Linked DNA regions of Homo sapiens: region 1 is linked to region 2. The links are chromatin loops, found by intact Hi-C in ENCODE. Cell type or tissue: endothelial cell of umbilical vein. All regions are shown on one strand.

Region 1 (8,000 bases), 400 kb after region 2:
ATGATGGTTTGCTGTACCTATCAACCCGTCATCTAGGTTTTAAGCCCCGCATGCATTAGGTGTTTGTCCTAATGCTCTCCCTCCCCTTACCCACCACCCCCTGACAGGACCAAGTGTGTAATGCTCCTCTCCCTGGGTCCATGTGTTCTCATTGTTCAACTCCCACTTATGAGTGAGAACATGTGGTATTTGGTTTTCTATTCCTGTGTTAGTTTGCTGAGAATGATGGCTTCCAGCTTCATCCATGTTCCTGCAAAGGACATGAACTCATTCTTTTTTATGGCTGCATAGTATTCCATGGTATATATGTGCCACATTTTCTTTATCCAGTCTATCATTGATGGGCATTTGGGTTGGTTCCAAGTCTTTGCTATTGTAAATAGTGCTACAATAAACATACATATGCATGTGTCTTTATAGTAGAATGATTTACTTTCCTCTAGTATATACCCAGTAATGGGATTGCTGCATCAAATGGTATTTCTGGTTCCAGATCCTTGAGGAATTGCCACACTGTCTTCCACAAGGATTGAACTAATTTACATTCCCACCAACAGCGTAAAAGTGTTCCTGTTTCTCCACAGCCTCACATCTATTGTTTCCTGACTTTTTAGTAATTGCCATTCTAATTGGCATGAGGTGGTATCTCATTGTGGTTTTGATCTGCATTTCTCTAATGACCAGTGATGATGAGCTTTTGTTCATGTTTGTTGGCTGCATGAATATCTTCTTTTGAAAAGTGTCTGTTCATATCCTTCACCCACTTCTTGATGGTTTTTTTTTTTTTCTTGTAAATTTGTTTAAGCTCCTTGTAGATTCTGGAAATTAGACCTTTGTCGGATGGGTAGATCACAAAAATTTTCTCCCATTCTGTAGGCTCTGATGATAGTTTATTTTGCTGTGCAAAAGCTCTTTAGCTTAATTAGATCTCATTAGTCAATTCTGGCTTTTGTTGCAATTTCTTTTGGTGTTTTAGTCTTGAAGTCTTTGCCCATCATTTGCAACTAATTTTTGACAAGGGCACCAGAAATCCACAAGATTGAAAGATAACCTTTTGAATAAATATTGAATAGAAATCTGTGTATCTACATGTAAAACAAACAAACTCTTACCTTACACCAAGCACCCACATCAACTCAAAATAAAGACTTAGAGAAGAAGATATAGAGGAAAAGCTCCTCGAAGTTAATTTTAGCAAAAAATGCACAGACAACAAAAGCAAAAATAAACCAGTAGTATTACATCAAACTAAAAAGCTTCTGGATAGCAAAAGAAATGATCAACAAAATGAAAAGGCAACTTATGGAGTGGGAGCAAATATTTGCAAACCATATATCTGATAAGGGATTAATATCTAAAATAATACGGAATTCATACAGCTGAAAAGAAAAACATTAATAAATATGACTACAAAATAGGCAAAGAACTTGAAAAGAAATTTCTCAAAAAAAGACATCCAAATGGCCAAGAAGTACATATAAATGTGCTCAACATCACTAATCATCAGACAAATGCAAACTGAAATCTCTAGGTATCATCTCACACCTACTAGGATGGCTGTTATAAAAATAAAGAAGTAAATAAATAAAAGGTAAGTATTGCCAAAGATGTGGAGAAAAGGGAACCCTGTACTGTTGATGGGAATGTAAATGCATAAAGCCATTATGGAAAACAGTATGGAAGTTCCTTAAAAAATTAAAAATAGAACTAATATATGATCCAGCAATCCCACTTCTGGGTATATATCCAAAACAGTTGAAATAGGATCTTGAAGAGACAAACATCTGCATTCCCATGTTCATTGCAGCATTATTCACAATAACCAAGATATGGAAGCAACCTAATTGTCCATCAATGGATGAATGAATGAAAAAGTCATGGTAGATACATACAATGGAGTACTATTCAGCCTCAAAAATAAGGAAATCCTACCATTTGCACAACACGGATGAACCCGAAGACATTATATTAAATGGAATAAGCCAGACTCAGAAAGATAAACACTGCATGATTTCACTTACATGTGGAATCTAAAATAGTCAAACTCACAGTAGCAGAGAGTAGAATGGTAGTTGTCAGTGAATAGGGAGAGGAAGAAATGGGAAAAGAACAATTAAAAGGTACAAAGTTTCAGTTGTGTAAGATAAGTTCTGGAGATCTATACATCATTGCACCCATCACTAACAATACTGCATTACATACTTAAAATTCCTAAGAGAGTAGATCATATGTTAAGGGTTCTTATAGAAAGACAATAACAACAACAACAAAGAGGGCAGGAGGACACTTTGGGAGGTGATGGATGTGTTTATGGCTTTGATGGTGGTGCTGGTTTTATGGATGTATACTTATCCCCAAACTCGTCAAGATGCATATATTAAATGTATACAGCTATTTATATGTCAATTACACCTAAATAAGTTGGTCTTTTTAAAAAAGAAATTAAGTAAACAGAAAAGATGCAGTCTCTACTTGATAAAATTGCCACATACTATGTTTTATGGGAAAGGGGAAAAAAGCCCTTTAAGTTGACAGAATGCATACCAAGGTAATACAGGAAAACATTTGAAAAATAGGATTTTCATAATGTTTTACAAAAGGAGAGTTAACACTGAAAATTGTGCAAGCTCTCTTCTTTTGAAATATGAGGTAGAACAATTTTTCTTTTCATTTGAATAGTCTCTAGGACTATTTAACACCATATCATGTTTTCAAACAGCTATTCAGGCAATTGAGGCCTCTACAGAAGTAATTCAGGTTAAATGAGGTCATAAGTGTGGAGCCCTGTTCCAATAGGATTAGTGTCCTTATAAGAGACACCAAGGAGCTCTCTCCCTCTTCACAAGCTCACAAAGAGGTTCTGTGAGTACACAGCCAGAAAGCAGCCACTAAGAGAAGAGGCCTCAGGATAAAACCTACTTTGCCAACATCTTGATCCTGGGCTCCTGAGACTCTCAAAACGTTAGGAATAAAATCTGTTGTTTAAGCCACCCAGGCTGTGGTATTTTGTTATGATAGTTTTAGCAGACCAAAACAGGGCTGTTCACATCTCCACTTACCCATTCATAGTTTCTCTCCAAGGTTGTATTTCCTAGATAACTAGATAAAGAGGATTCCATCACCACACTGGTTCTAATTCTAAATGTTTATCCTACAAATATGATCTTATTTTTATAATCTTATAAAGTTATAGACCCATTATCTGTAAGAAAACTATATACATGTTGCAGAAAAAGGATCAAATACCAAAGAGTCATTTCAGCAAGTAACTAACCTGCCATGTAATCCAACTTTGCCAGCATATGAGAAAGCAGGTTTAATTTGGGAGTAGAGGAATAGAGCCACTAGGAAGGACTGGATCAGGGCCTCTACCAGACACTGTGAAGAATCTTTGTGTGAATTGAAAAAGGCAATCCTTCCTTGAGTTAAAAAAAAAAAGGATAATTTATTATTATACAACCAGACCCAGGGTACATGGTCATTCTGGTGTGGGGAAAATAGGAATGTAGGCAGCCACCCCACTTGGCATCATTAGGTAATCCCAGCCAACAGGGATGATGAGTGGTTATCTCATGTCATTATTTCTCTTGGTCAAAATTAGTCTCATTTTGGGTTCATCATATTGAATGATGATTCTAAAAGGCTCTGTGGAAAGAGAATCTCCTCTACTGCTCATGGAGAATACTATTCATCCTTTCTAGTTACTCCATGCCAAATCAATTCTGGTTCAAGACCAAAGCTAATATTAGAAGAAAAAAAGTTTTCAAGTGTTTGTTTATTTTAAAAGAACAAAATCTACTCTAGGGAATAGTGGAAAGTGTAATCCTTCTTCCCACAGGGGTGTGGTAGGGGGTGTTATGTGAGGCCAGGCCTAAGAGAAAAGACAAGGAAAGGTTGTTTTTTTTCCCTCATTTTCAGACTAGCCATCTGTGACTTAAAAATAAAAAGAAGGAAAGAAAAAGTCTTGGAGAATCTTGGCTTCCCCTTTGCCAATATATTTGAGAGTTCACTTTCTGTTCAGAATGTGAAAGGGACATAATTATTTCCACATCTGACTAATATGCACTTATTTGTGAAGGGCCATAATCCCGTAACCCATCTGGATCAGGGTCTTGGTTGTATTGAAAGTCAAAAAATGAGGGCTGTTTTCATCCTGGCTCCTCTTCTGACTGAGTCACCATGTCCTTGGGCAAGTTATTTCCTCTCTGTGTACCCGCTTTTAAAAACAGAGAGATAATAGTGTTCCTGACCTCCTTACCTCACTGGGATGTTGTCAGCATTAACAAGCAATAGACTCATATTTTTAGAGTAGACAGAAAGAAAATTGCTTAAATTTTAAAATATTATTTTTTTCTTCCCATAGATCTATTTTGTTCATCTTAAAGTTCCAAAATGGATCACAGGGGACAAATCTTTGGAGTCTTTCCAGTTTTCTTAAGAAAAATATGAAGACCAATGACATTAATTTATTTTGGGGGAGTTTTTACAGACAGTAAGTTACCAAACAAATAAAAATCATGGGATGAACTATTAAGAAAAAATAATCACAGTGTAGTAAAAATAGCACTGAATTGAGAGTTGAGAAAAAAAATCTCGGTTCTAGGTTTTGATTACTAACTTATTTAAGTCAAGTTATACTTCTCTAAGCCTCAGTTTACAGATTCAAAAAATGAGAGCCTATGATAATAATAGTTATCAGGTCTAGGGTACTGAATTTAACAAGATTCAAATAATATATGTAAATACTCGTTACAATTATAAAACACTGTGCAAATACTAGATTTTGTTGCTACTGTGAGCATACCAGCCCATCTCTGTGGTTACCACAGCATCACCTCATTGCTTCAAGGACAGTGGTTACACCAATTTACTTGGACATGAAAAGAGTGTCCAGCATGTTCCACATAATTAGAGCTCCTACCCAGCCATTTTTCACTTTGACGGGGAAAAAAAGGAAGGGAAGGGCTGTGTTCCATGTTTAGGACACCCTTTGATTCAGATATAAAATGAGAGCTTTGAGGCTGAGGTGATGGGTCTGTGCTGACTCAGGAAATGAACTGTCTTCTTCCAAGGAGCCTTAAGTTCTACCCATTTCAGGGTGTGTCAGCAGAGACACAGAAAGTCAATATTCCATACAGTAAGGTTTGAAGCACTGCTGATCTACTCAAGGACTGAAGGAAAGGACGGTGGAAGAAGGCTTCCAATATTTTCCAACATTGGATGGCAAGAAAGCAGCTTTGCTAGATGACAGCTACAGTCCCCTCCAACCCTGCAGCTCAATCAGTCTATGAATCAGCAAACCATAAAAATAATTAAGGAAGTACACATAGTCTCCTTGACTCCTTTGTCCTTTTTTTGGTGACACAGCCATTCTGAGTCAGTTCAGAAATAACCTGGGTTTTCAGTTTACCAGAGTCTGTCAACCTTTCTCGGCCACTCCAAGCCATCCTTATAATACTTTGTTCTTTACAGACCACCCCTCTCAATTCTGCCCTTAATGATCTTCTTATATCATTGTATATTTTTCTATCAGGATCTGCCTTAACAACCAGATTGTAAAGTCTTTGGGTGCACAAAGGCATCACACTTCTGGCTTTTCATGGCACTTTGTAATCTTAATTCTCTGAGGTTCATACTTGTTGATGAAATCAATCATTCCAGGGTCACTCTTTGTGTGTTTTTGCCTTTGTTTCACTGGTCCTTGAACATCATGCCCCACGTCACAGCATTTCCTTCTGATGCTTTGTTCTGAATTTCCATTCCTGTTTACGCTGCCACTCCAGAAAACTTAAGTACCATCCAAAGACCATGTTCACAAATGTCTAATGGGAAGTGAGCCATGAGATGCTAGCCATAGTGGGTCTATGTGCTATAAAAAAACTTAAAAAGTACTCAGTGTAGGAAAAATTTCACAACAACCATTCCATGGTGAAAAATAAATATTGGCAATAGGCATGAGAGGGAAATAAGAAAAAGAGAGACTCATTTCTCAAAACTGAATGGCAAGTGACAACTGTGCATTACTTTGACTATGCAGTGATTCCAAGAGCAAATGTGGAAGAAAGAACTTCTAGAAGTTTAAATTCTACTCTCATATTTTTGCCCTACCTATTTCTACACTTGATTTACACTCTGCAGAATAGAGAAGATCACTGAGTTCAAAGAACATTCAGTAGTAGGCAGGATTGTGGGTGAAAAGGAAGAGTGGAAAAGAAGGAAAGAGCAGAAACTCTGACCTATTCAGAATACTATGTTCATCTTCCTTTGCACCTACACTGGGAAAATGGTTGTTGAAACACTGAAAGAAGGCAACAATTTCAACACATTGAATGGAATATAGTGGATTAATAGTTCAGTTTTATGTTCCAGTTATTGAGTCAAGAATATTGATGCCCAGGGCTAATGATTACTTTACGGTGAGTACATGGTAAACTGATGGCCCTATGTGTTCACAACTCCCTGTATCCATACCCTTTGCAATATGCCTTTGCATATCCGTCCTTTGCTAGTTGAGGTCTATTTTCATGCTTCTTATGCCTGGGCTCGCTTTTGTGACTTGCTTTGGCCAACAGAATGCAATATGATGGGGTACAATCAAGAAACCTTGCATGCTTTACCTCTCTCTTGTCTCAGAACCCAATTTCTAGCATGAAAATAAGCCTAGGCTAGCCTGCTGGATGAGAAGAAATACACAGTCCCATCCTCCATATCACCCAAACTGATAGCCAGCCATGTGAGTGACACTATTCTATATCAGCCTGTTTCTAACTGACCCAACAGCAGACATAAGATGCATCGTTGAGCTCAGCAGAACTAAGCAAAGATCAGATAAGCAGAACCCAAAACTATCTAGCTAGCCAACAGTCTCATCAGGAATAATAACTGCAACAAAAGATAATTGATACAGAGTCATTCAATCAATAGTTTGGCCAGACACTTTGCCTACTAAGAGAGGCATGTACATAAATCTGGAGATAGCCAGGAGCCTGAGCCAGTAGTTTTCAGAGTTTATACTCCTACCAGGGCTGTTTGGAATCCAGAATAAGTAGTTCCAAAAATAAATTTAAAGCTCCAGAGAACATTTTTAATAATAATGATCTTAGAAGCTAACATACGTGAAATGGTTACTACAAAGCCATAATCTCCTCTAATTTCATCAAATATAAGCTATTATTATCCTATTTTATGGATGAGAAACTGAAAGTAAGAGAAGTTAAGTTGGTAACTAGAGCTGAGATGGAAACCTTGTTGAGTCTGATGCCTAACCCCAGGTTATAAACACTGCACAATAGTGTGTCACTGGAGATGTGGCAGTATTTTCACAGCTGGCAACCAAGGACCAATCTTGGAGGCAACTCTCCTATCTACAGTAGAAATGGTATTTGGGGTAACTATCTAGGCTTATTCAAAGGAACAGGAGGAAAGGGGGCAGCTGGAGAGAAGGTAGTTGCTTAACACCTGACAGATGTTATTACAGCAATAAACAAGCCCAGCAAATCCTCCTTCCCTCTTTAGAACATTTGTCTCCATGGTGAAATAATGCAAAACTGGGCAAGAATCAGTCATAACCTGGGAGAAGGGAGGGCTCAGGGTCACAGAGGCTTAGCAGAGTCCTCTTTGCTGACTCTGACTCATCAATCCCTGAGGAGTTAAGCACTTGCTTAACAGCTCTCCCAGTCATTTCAATAGGCAACAGGAGAAGGGGACAGAGCAAGCAGGAATCTCATGCCATTGTAAAGTTTTTAGATTTGATTTGGGATTTCTCAGTCTCCCCTGTGAGCATTGCAAAATATTTCTGCCCATTCTGGGTATGATTAATCTATCCAATCCACATGAAAATTACCATATTGAGTGCTCCAAAAATATTCTGTGTTGAAGAATCAGTTTATAAGTTAATTCCATTGTATAGAATTAATAATAATTAATTCTACTCTCAAAGGCAACCCTATGATGTAGGTATTAGTATTTTCATTTTAACAGATGAAGAATTTAAAGTTTGG
Region 2 (8,000 bases):
AGTTAATAATAAAATATAGTTTAAAATAACTAGAAGGAAGATATTGAATGTTCCCAACACAAAGAAATGATAAATGTTTGAGATAATGGTTATGCTAATCACCCTAATCTGATCACTATACATTATATGTATATCCAAACACCACTATGTACTGTATGAATATATACAATTATTATTTGTCAGTTAAAAAAATTAAATTTGGTCAAGCACCGTGGCTCACACTTGTAACCTCAACATTTTGGGAGGCTGAGGTGGGTGTATTAGTTTAGCCCAGGAATTCAAGACCAGCCTGGGCAATGTGACGAAACTCCATCTCTACAAAAACTACAAAAACTAGCCAGGCATGGTGGTGCATACCTGTAGTCCCAGCTAGTCGGGAGGCTGAAGTGTGAGGATCACCTGAGCCCAGGAGGTTGAGGCTGCAGTGAGCTGTGATTGCACCACTGCACTCCAGCTTGGACAATAGAGTGAGACCTTGTCTCAAAAATAAATAAATAAATAAAATTAAATTTTAGAAAGATTGCCAAGTTAAGTGAGAAAAATACAAAGGAAATAAACTCTCTTTTAAAATATTGGGTAATTTTCCTTGTGAATAACCAGAGTATAGATAACCTATGAAAATTAGGTTGCTTACTATATTTTCTAAATTTTCAAAAATTTCTAAAACACCCCAGAACACTATGTCAAATTCATTGCTGCAGGCCTGTTTGCATTAGCTACTATATTTAGGGAAAATCTTATATCTGAGCCTAATGTTAAATCTTACCAGACTCCTGGAAAAGTAAACCCAGAGAGGTGGTGATGAGTATAACTCTATGGAATCACAAGGAACTGTGGGCCAGAATACAAGGATTAAAATTGTTGGGGAGTTGTTTTATGAAAAAGTAAAAACATTGTCTTTATCAAGTTCAAAGAAGACATCATGGGTCATATTTACTACTAGTTGGGATCTGTCACATTGAATTTAAATAAAAAATTTATTGAGGAGTGTATTTCTCATCATACCAAAAAGATGAACTTTAAAAGACTCTATAACCTACAATTTTCTTCTCATGAAAAATTTGAAGACAAATTCAAAACATTAGCTATTATTATTTACAAGCAGTTGCTTTATAATTTTAGTTTTGCTATATACAGTATATGTACTAGTAGTATATATAGTGGTATATATTTTATATACAATTTATATAGATTTTATACTACATATGTATGTATATATACACACACATACATGCATAACCCAAAGCTGAGTTTATTGCTTATTGCAGCAAAGAATGCAACCTCTACCAAGTCTTCATTGTGTCTCTGAGGAGAAAGAACAAATTGGAAATTTGGAGTCTGGTTTAAGTGGCTCTTTCAATAAAGGAGCTTGGTTAGAGATATGTAAGTTTCATGTACTCTGCACAATGCATTTGAACATCTATTTTATATTTAACAATTTTAAAAATGTATTAATTGTTTTTACATATTAAGAGTAACAAATCATTTAAAAGTACAAATATATTATGAAATTATATGGCTACATAAATCCTTCTAGTATCTTTTTAGACATCACAAAATATTATTTTTACAATAGAACTGTTTGTTACAGAAAAAAATTGTCTTAAGAAGGATAGTTTACTTGCCTAAGTAAGAACCTAAATGTCCCAATCCATAATAAATGGGGCCTTGCATGTCTTCTGATGACTGGTTTAGTATTATTTCTTAGTAACGTCTGCTGGCTGAGCACTATGCGTGTCTATGCCTCTTTCCTCATCTTCATTTCCAGAAAGCTTATGCCACCTGTGCAATGCATTTTTCTTCAAAACAAATAGAGGAAAGGATTTATTTTAATGAGAATTTTGTTGTCCCAATGGACAAAAAAAAGTCCTTAGAATTGAAATCCTTACTGAATCTCTAAATTAACCCTGAATTTGGAAAAGGCTTCGCATCAATTCACGCTACACCACTTCTAGAGATCAACGCCGAGAATGCCTTTTAGAATGATCCAACAGGCCACTTGCTCTTTTATGTTTTCAAATCATCAAGTATTTATTAATCATCTCCTATGTGATAGTACTGTTAGGAGATTTGGCAGACTCAAATGATGTAGTCACTGCCTTTGGGCTATTCTCTGGCTATTTCCTAGGGCTTAACTTTGGTTTAAAATAATCTAAATAGAGCAACATGGAAAACAGGTGAACAGTAATAAATTAGAAAAAAAGAACACAAGAAAAACACCAAGTTACATCATCAGACATGTGTTTACCAAGCTCTGCAAAGAAAGGAGTTCAGAGTAAAAAATTATCATGTATAGGAATAAATGATTGATTCTTAAAACGGTATTTATGAACAACCTAAAATGATTGCTACTTCTAAAATGATTTACTGTCACCTTGAGTTTTGATTTTTAAGCTATCTTTCTGCTCTTATAACTATCTTGAAAAATATTTTTTAAAGAAAAATCTTAATGAAGAAAATACCTGTGGCAGAAAATCCCAGCTAGCATTTAAATATATACTTATTGTGAGATGATTTAAACAATAGAGTTAACAAGTAATTCAAAATACCCCCAACCCAAAATAATCTTTAACTACTTTTGTGTCTCCTTCCAGAAAACAAATCCTAACCACACACAAATATATAGAGAGTAATTTATTCCTTTCTTTAAAACATGATTATTTTTTGAATAGGTAATATATTTACATGGTTCAAAATGTAAAAGATACAAACAAGAAGAGAGTGAAAATTTCTCATTCGCCGTGTTCCTTAGATATATTCTTATCCTTGAGTCAATTTGTATACCAGTTATTGTGCATACTTTCAGAAATATTTCATGAATGTACGTCCAAATATGTATACATTTCTGGTTTCATCTCGTAAACACCTGCACCCGAATGTTACATTTTTCATTTTTTTTTTTTTTTAACAAGAAGGGTTTCTTTAATTCTCCACCGTCTCGGGCCAAACTTAGTTGTTTAGCACCTTGTTTCTTCACATTAGAGACCCCAAAGGTGAAATGTGAAGAAAACCCAAAACTTTGAGTACATTTTTCCTGTGACATATTGATAAAACACAATTTGAGTAACTATGTGAAGTGCGGTGTATTGATGGTAAAAACTTGACATGAAAGCATTTTCATATAAAAAGGTCTAAACATTTTAGTTAATTCCAGGTTTAAAAGGTTCAAGAAAATTACAGTGTCTGCTTGAAAAGCTAATGTTTCCCTACCTTTGCATTAGTAGTGACATATGTCTAGATAACATTAGATTATATTTGAAATTTTGGGTCTAGCTCTGGGCACCATCATTTCAAAGGTATATTGGCAAAGTAATTCATTCAGAAGAGTCTTAACTAAATAAGGATCCCCTGGGGACCCTGACTATATAAGGATTGCATTATAGGACTAGAGAGTTTGTTTCTGGTGTAGATGAGCAGAAAGAAGAATATGTAAATGAGTTTCAAATATGTGAAGGGCTTTCCTGCTGAACAGTCACTGGATGGATTCTGAGTTGCTTCTGAAAGACTGTTTATCAGAATCATCCAACAGGAAGTAGTCTACTCAGGAAGTGACTGTCTCCTCAGAAGCAGAAATTGTTAACCACAATTATGTAAAAGTTTCCCTAGGGAAAAAAAAAAAGAAATATCCAACTCTTCCTGGAACAGGGAAGAAGGAAGGGAAGAAGGAAAGCAGAAAGAGAGGGAATCCACGAAAGCATGAAGTCTTGGGAAAACTTTGCTTTCAGGTAATGTAGATGGGAAAGAATTAAAAAGAAGGCTAGGATCAGATCATGAGGACTTCACAGGTTACCACCACCTACCCCACCACCCCCCAAAAAACAACCAATTCCTTCCTCAAGATCAGGCTTCAGCTTTATGTTTTCTTCACTAAACGTTTCTGCTGTCTTTGAAAATATGCCCAACTTCTCATTCTATTTCCAATATTTTCCTAATTAGAAATCCAGTTAATAGTGAGATAGCTGACAGATGCCAATGTGAGGTTTGATCACCATAATTTTGCACTGTGATTTGCTTTTGGAAGGTATCCAGTGTGATATTTAAGGCATCTACACTTCCTGATGCTCCAAAATGATTTTATTCCATTGTGGCATAGCAGTGGATTTCTCTATCTAGCATATAAGCAAAAAGAAAGTATGATAATGGTCTGTAATGAGCTAGGAAGATGTTTATGGCACTTTTAAAACCGGAAAAGCTGCATTTAAAGGGACTCAAGCACAAGAGGAAATGAAGGGATGTGCTAAGATTACATGAAGGCAGGTCTTATCTCTGAGGGAAAGGCTTTATGAGCAAAGCCTGCTCACTGCAGCTGGGGTGGCTTGGAAAGCACAAAGATATGCAAACAGTGGAAAGTCAACAATCAAAGAATGATGTTAGGGATCTCCAGGGTGGAATTAGGAGGTACAATAGGAAGTGTTTATGTACAAAAGGAAATTTTGTAAATGATTTTGATGTTGATCATGGGATCTCAATATTTTATATTTATTAGAAAATAAAGTGTGTAAAAGTGGAAAAAATTAACAAATGCTCTGTGGCTCTGTAGTCAGGACCGTACTATCTTAAATGTTAAACTTACAAATAATGTTATGTAGGTAAAGTCTTCAATTTTAGAAGTTTGTTGTTTTTGTTATTTACAGATTTCAACAATATAGAGCTCATGATTAGTGTATACGTTTTAATTGTGCATTCAAAGGGATTGCATGATCTTCTGAAATTTCTGGAATCACTTCATTATTTCACAGATTCTATATTAAATTATTGGATAATAGGCAATGCAGTATAACTTAGGTTTGAAAATTACCTTGAATCTATTTCACATTGAAGGCATGGTTTAATTTAAAATAAGAAAATGATATAAGACATTAGCATCAATATACATTCTGCCAGATGTGTCAGAAAAACGGTTCAGTATAAGTACCTCATTTAAATTTTCAACCATTAATCCAGATGTTTGGCATGGCATCAAACATACAATTTGACCAAATAATTGATCCCTTTTGAAAATGATTAGGTTCTTTAAGACATATAAATTCTGATTATTTATTTAACTTCAGTGTCATATATCTACATGATAAAAATTTCTTAACCATATTTTTCTGCATAGAAATGTATTCGGGGACTTTAAATTATTTGGCTTTTAATGCATACATGACTCTACATTTTACTTTATTCTGTAGATCCAGTCTCTATTTCTTTCACTATATACAATGGATATGGTGGTGTTTACTAAGCATTAAAAACGTGGTGTGTTAATTACTATAACATAAAATTATTTTCATATTAAATATTGGGTAGAAATTAGCATCTCTAGTTCTATTTTCATCAGGTCATTTCCTCTGGCTTTGATGACCGCTATTAAATATTTAAGCCATGTGCTTCAAGTTCCCTAATAAACAGCCACTGTCTAAAATTCCCTACAAAAATTCATTAGTGGCCTTTAAAAATAACTATTAATAAAATGTCAATAGGCTTAAACTTTACTGAGCCTGAGTTTTGCTCTTTGTTATCATTCCAAATCCAATTTGACTTTCGCTCCTCTCAGGCAAAAAGCCTCATTCATTTCTTTTTTGCAGAACTCTATCAATATGTTACTCTTAGCTATAATGTAACCAGTGCAGTCAGTTTGTAGTTCATCAATGAAAGAAGTCGTTTATTCATTTCATAAAAATGATTTATGGATGAGAACTTTAAGTCCACAGTAAGGCAAAAATAAGAGAATAACAGTCCAGGCCATGAATGCAGGTGTTGTTTAAAACTCTCCAGTGCTTTGTACATAAAGAAAACTTTTACATGCTGTAAGAGATTTCACATGTTTTGCTAAGTGGGTTTAGATTATGCCTTGAAGAATACTGTTTCTCAGTTCCAAATTTCCAATAAATATCTATGTTCACTTGGGGTAAGAAAGAAAAAAATGAGTTTTTTCTTTTTATGGCACAAATAGTGCTAAAAGCATCTGTAGTTGTCAACTTGAAATTAAAACAAAAAATCTGTTTGCATATGACAAGCTTAAATCAACTCCAAATTATGTCCAAATTGGGCAGAGCCCAGATTTTGTCACCATGGTCCCAACATTTCAGTTTCGATTAAGAGCAGACTCGTGTTCTACCATGTTTCTTCAAAGAGCCACTTCGCTATTTTTCAGCTGCTACAAAAGAAATTATTGGTCAGACACGGTGGCTCACTTCTGTAATCCCAAGGCTTTGGGAAGCTGAGGCCAGAGGATTGCTTGAGATCAGGGGTTTGAGACCAGCCTGAGCAACATAGCATGACCCTGTCTTTACACTTAGTTTTTTAAAAAATAGCTATACATGGTGGCACGGACCTAGCTATTTGGGAGGCTGAGGTGGGAGGATCACTTGAGCCCAGGAGTTGGAGGCTGCAGTGAGCTTTAATTGTGCCACTGCACTCTAGCTTGGGTGACAGAGCAAGACACTGTAGCTAAAATAAAATTAAAAAAAAAAAAAACAAATAAATCATGACTAATATTAATTACTGTCATACAATTCCAAGACATAGAGCTTTCCTAAGCACAGAAATGAATTTCCTCAGTTCTTAAAAAAGATAAGTAATATAATGTTTTATTTAAAAAATCTATGTTAATATGTATGTCACAAATAACATAATATATTACACTTTTCACATTAATAAATTGTTTATATAATACCGAATAGGACTTAGATACTTGGGAAAACTTTCATTTAGAAAACTATTTTCTTTTACATACAAACATGCCACACACACACCAAAATAAAGTCAAAAAACAGAAAGTAAATTTGATCATTGTCTAAGGATAAAAGTCTAGATTTAACACATTCTAAGAAACATGGCCACATCTGAAGGCAAAGTGACATTCTTTCTATTAACAGAGAAAGAAATAAAATAACTGAACCCTAAGGCAATAACCTGAAAATGACCCAAAAGTCTTTGCAATCTTTGCTCAGGAATATGAGAACCAAAAGGAATTCACCAACCCACCTATCCTTTAACAAAGGCAGGTGGTACACAGTAACCTGACTTCAGTGTGTTTCCTCCTCTACTTACTCACATATAGAGAAGAAAAATAAGTTGTCATTTGAGATAACCTGGAGTAGTGGAAAGTATAGGTTTTATATGAGTCTTTGTATCAATTATTTACTTCAGGGATTGTGAGGATTTGCAACAGCACGGAAGATTCTAGCAAATACTAAGAACTCAAGAAATACTTACCTAAACTCCAAAATGCTACATTCATTCATTCATTCACTTATTCCTTAATAATTAGATAATATGCAATTGAGAATAATAAATTAGTTTTTCTAATTATAATTAATATAATTTGTTATATTAGTTAGGATGTGATGCTGCAATAAAAAAAAAATAGACCCCAATATTTCAGTAGCTGAAAACAACAGACTTTTATTTCTTGCTTGTTATAGACCTGTTCATTCAGAAAAGTGAGGCAACTTCTCTACACAGTCTTTCAGAATCCAGGTTGTCAGCAGTTATACCATCTTCATACATGGCTGTTAAGATCACCCTAACAGCTGCTATTCCAGCTGACTGGAAGAGAAAAGAGAATAGAGAAGCACATGGGAGATTTTTACAGACCAGCCGTGGAACCCAGATTCTATTCATTATAATTGAGTCCGCAACTAATGCAAAAGAGACTGGGGAATACACTGAACTATGTGTCTGAAGCAACAGACATCAGATTTGGATCTCTGGCTCATCAAGTTTGGAAAGAAAGAAAACAAAAACTATAAATATCTTTTGAACTAAAATTCTAAATTTTTGGTTATATTGCAGTAAGAAGAAAATGAATATTTTCTGCAATAGTACTAATTATTATTAGTAATATGACTGGCAAACATACATGCACAAGCACTAAATGTTTGTGAGGTATGTGCTCAAGAGTCTGTGTAACAGGGAAGTACAATGGTTAGGAATTGTACTTGGTTAGAGTTGCTAACCAAGTTATGGTGAGAGGTTGGGTAAATTAGCCAACTTATTCTAGTGTCAATCAT

The links. A loop is a pair of places that touch in the nucleus more often than their neighbours do. Peaks named below come from ENCODE experiments on the same cell type or tissue, not always from the same donor. Only the 100,000 strongest peaks of a DNase experiment are listed, where the experiment ranks them.
Region 1: it touches region 2 in a loop (2.3-fold over the local background); 2 of 110 quality-filtered maps call a loop at or near these places.

The regions. Positions count from the first base shown.
Region 1 is chr6:82,009,926-82,017,925 of GRCh38, forward strand. All of the region lies in intron 3 of LINC02542 (long intergenic non-protein coding RNA 2542), which reads right to left. It overlaps LOC107986617 (a long non-coding RNA gene), which reads left to right and starts at 7,679. Exons shown (of 4, transcript XR_001744231.2): 1 at 7,679-8,000. RefSeq lists an enhancer at 7,467-7,761. In endothelial cell of umbilical vein, no CTCF peak of the experiment used is centred here; a DNase peak (open chromatin) is centred at 4,136; H3K27ac peaks cover 3,287 bases.
Region 2 is chr6:81,610,248-81,618,247 of GRCh38, forward strand. No RefSeq gene overlaps it. Among named protein-coding and RNA genes, the nearest start is that of TENT5A, 140 kb to the right of the region's middle. In endothelial cell of umbilical vein, no CTCF peak of the experiment used is centred here; DNase peaks (open chromatin) are centred at 3,544 and 4,294; H3K27ac peaks cover 1,765 bases.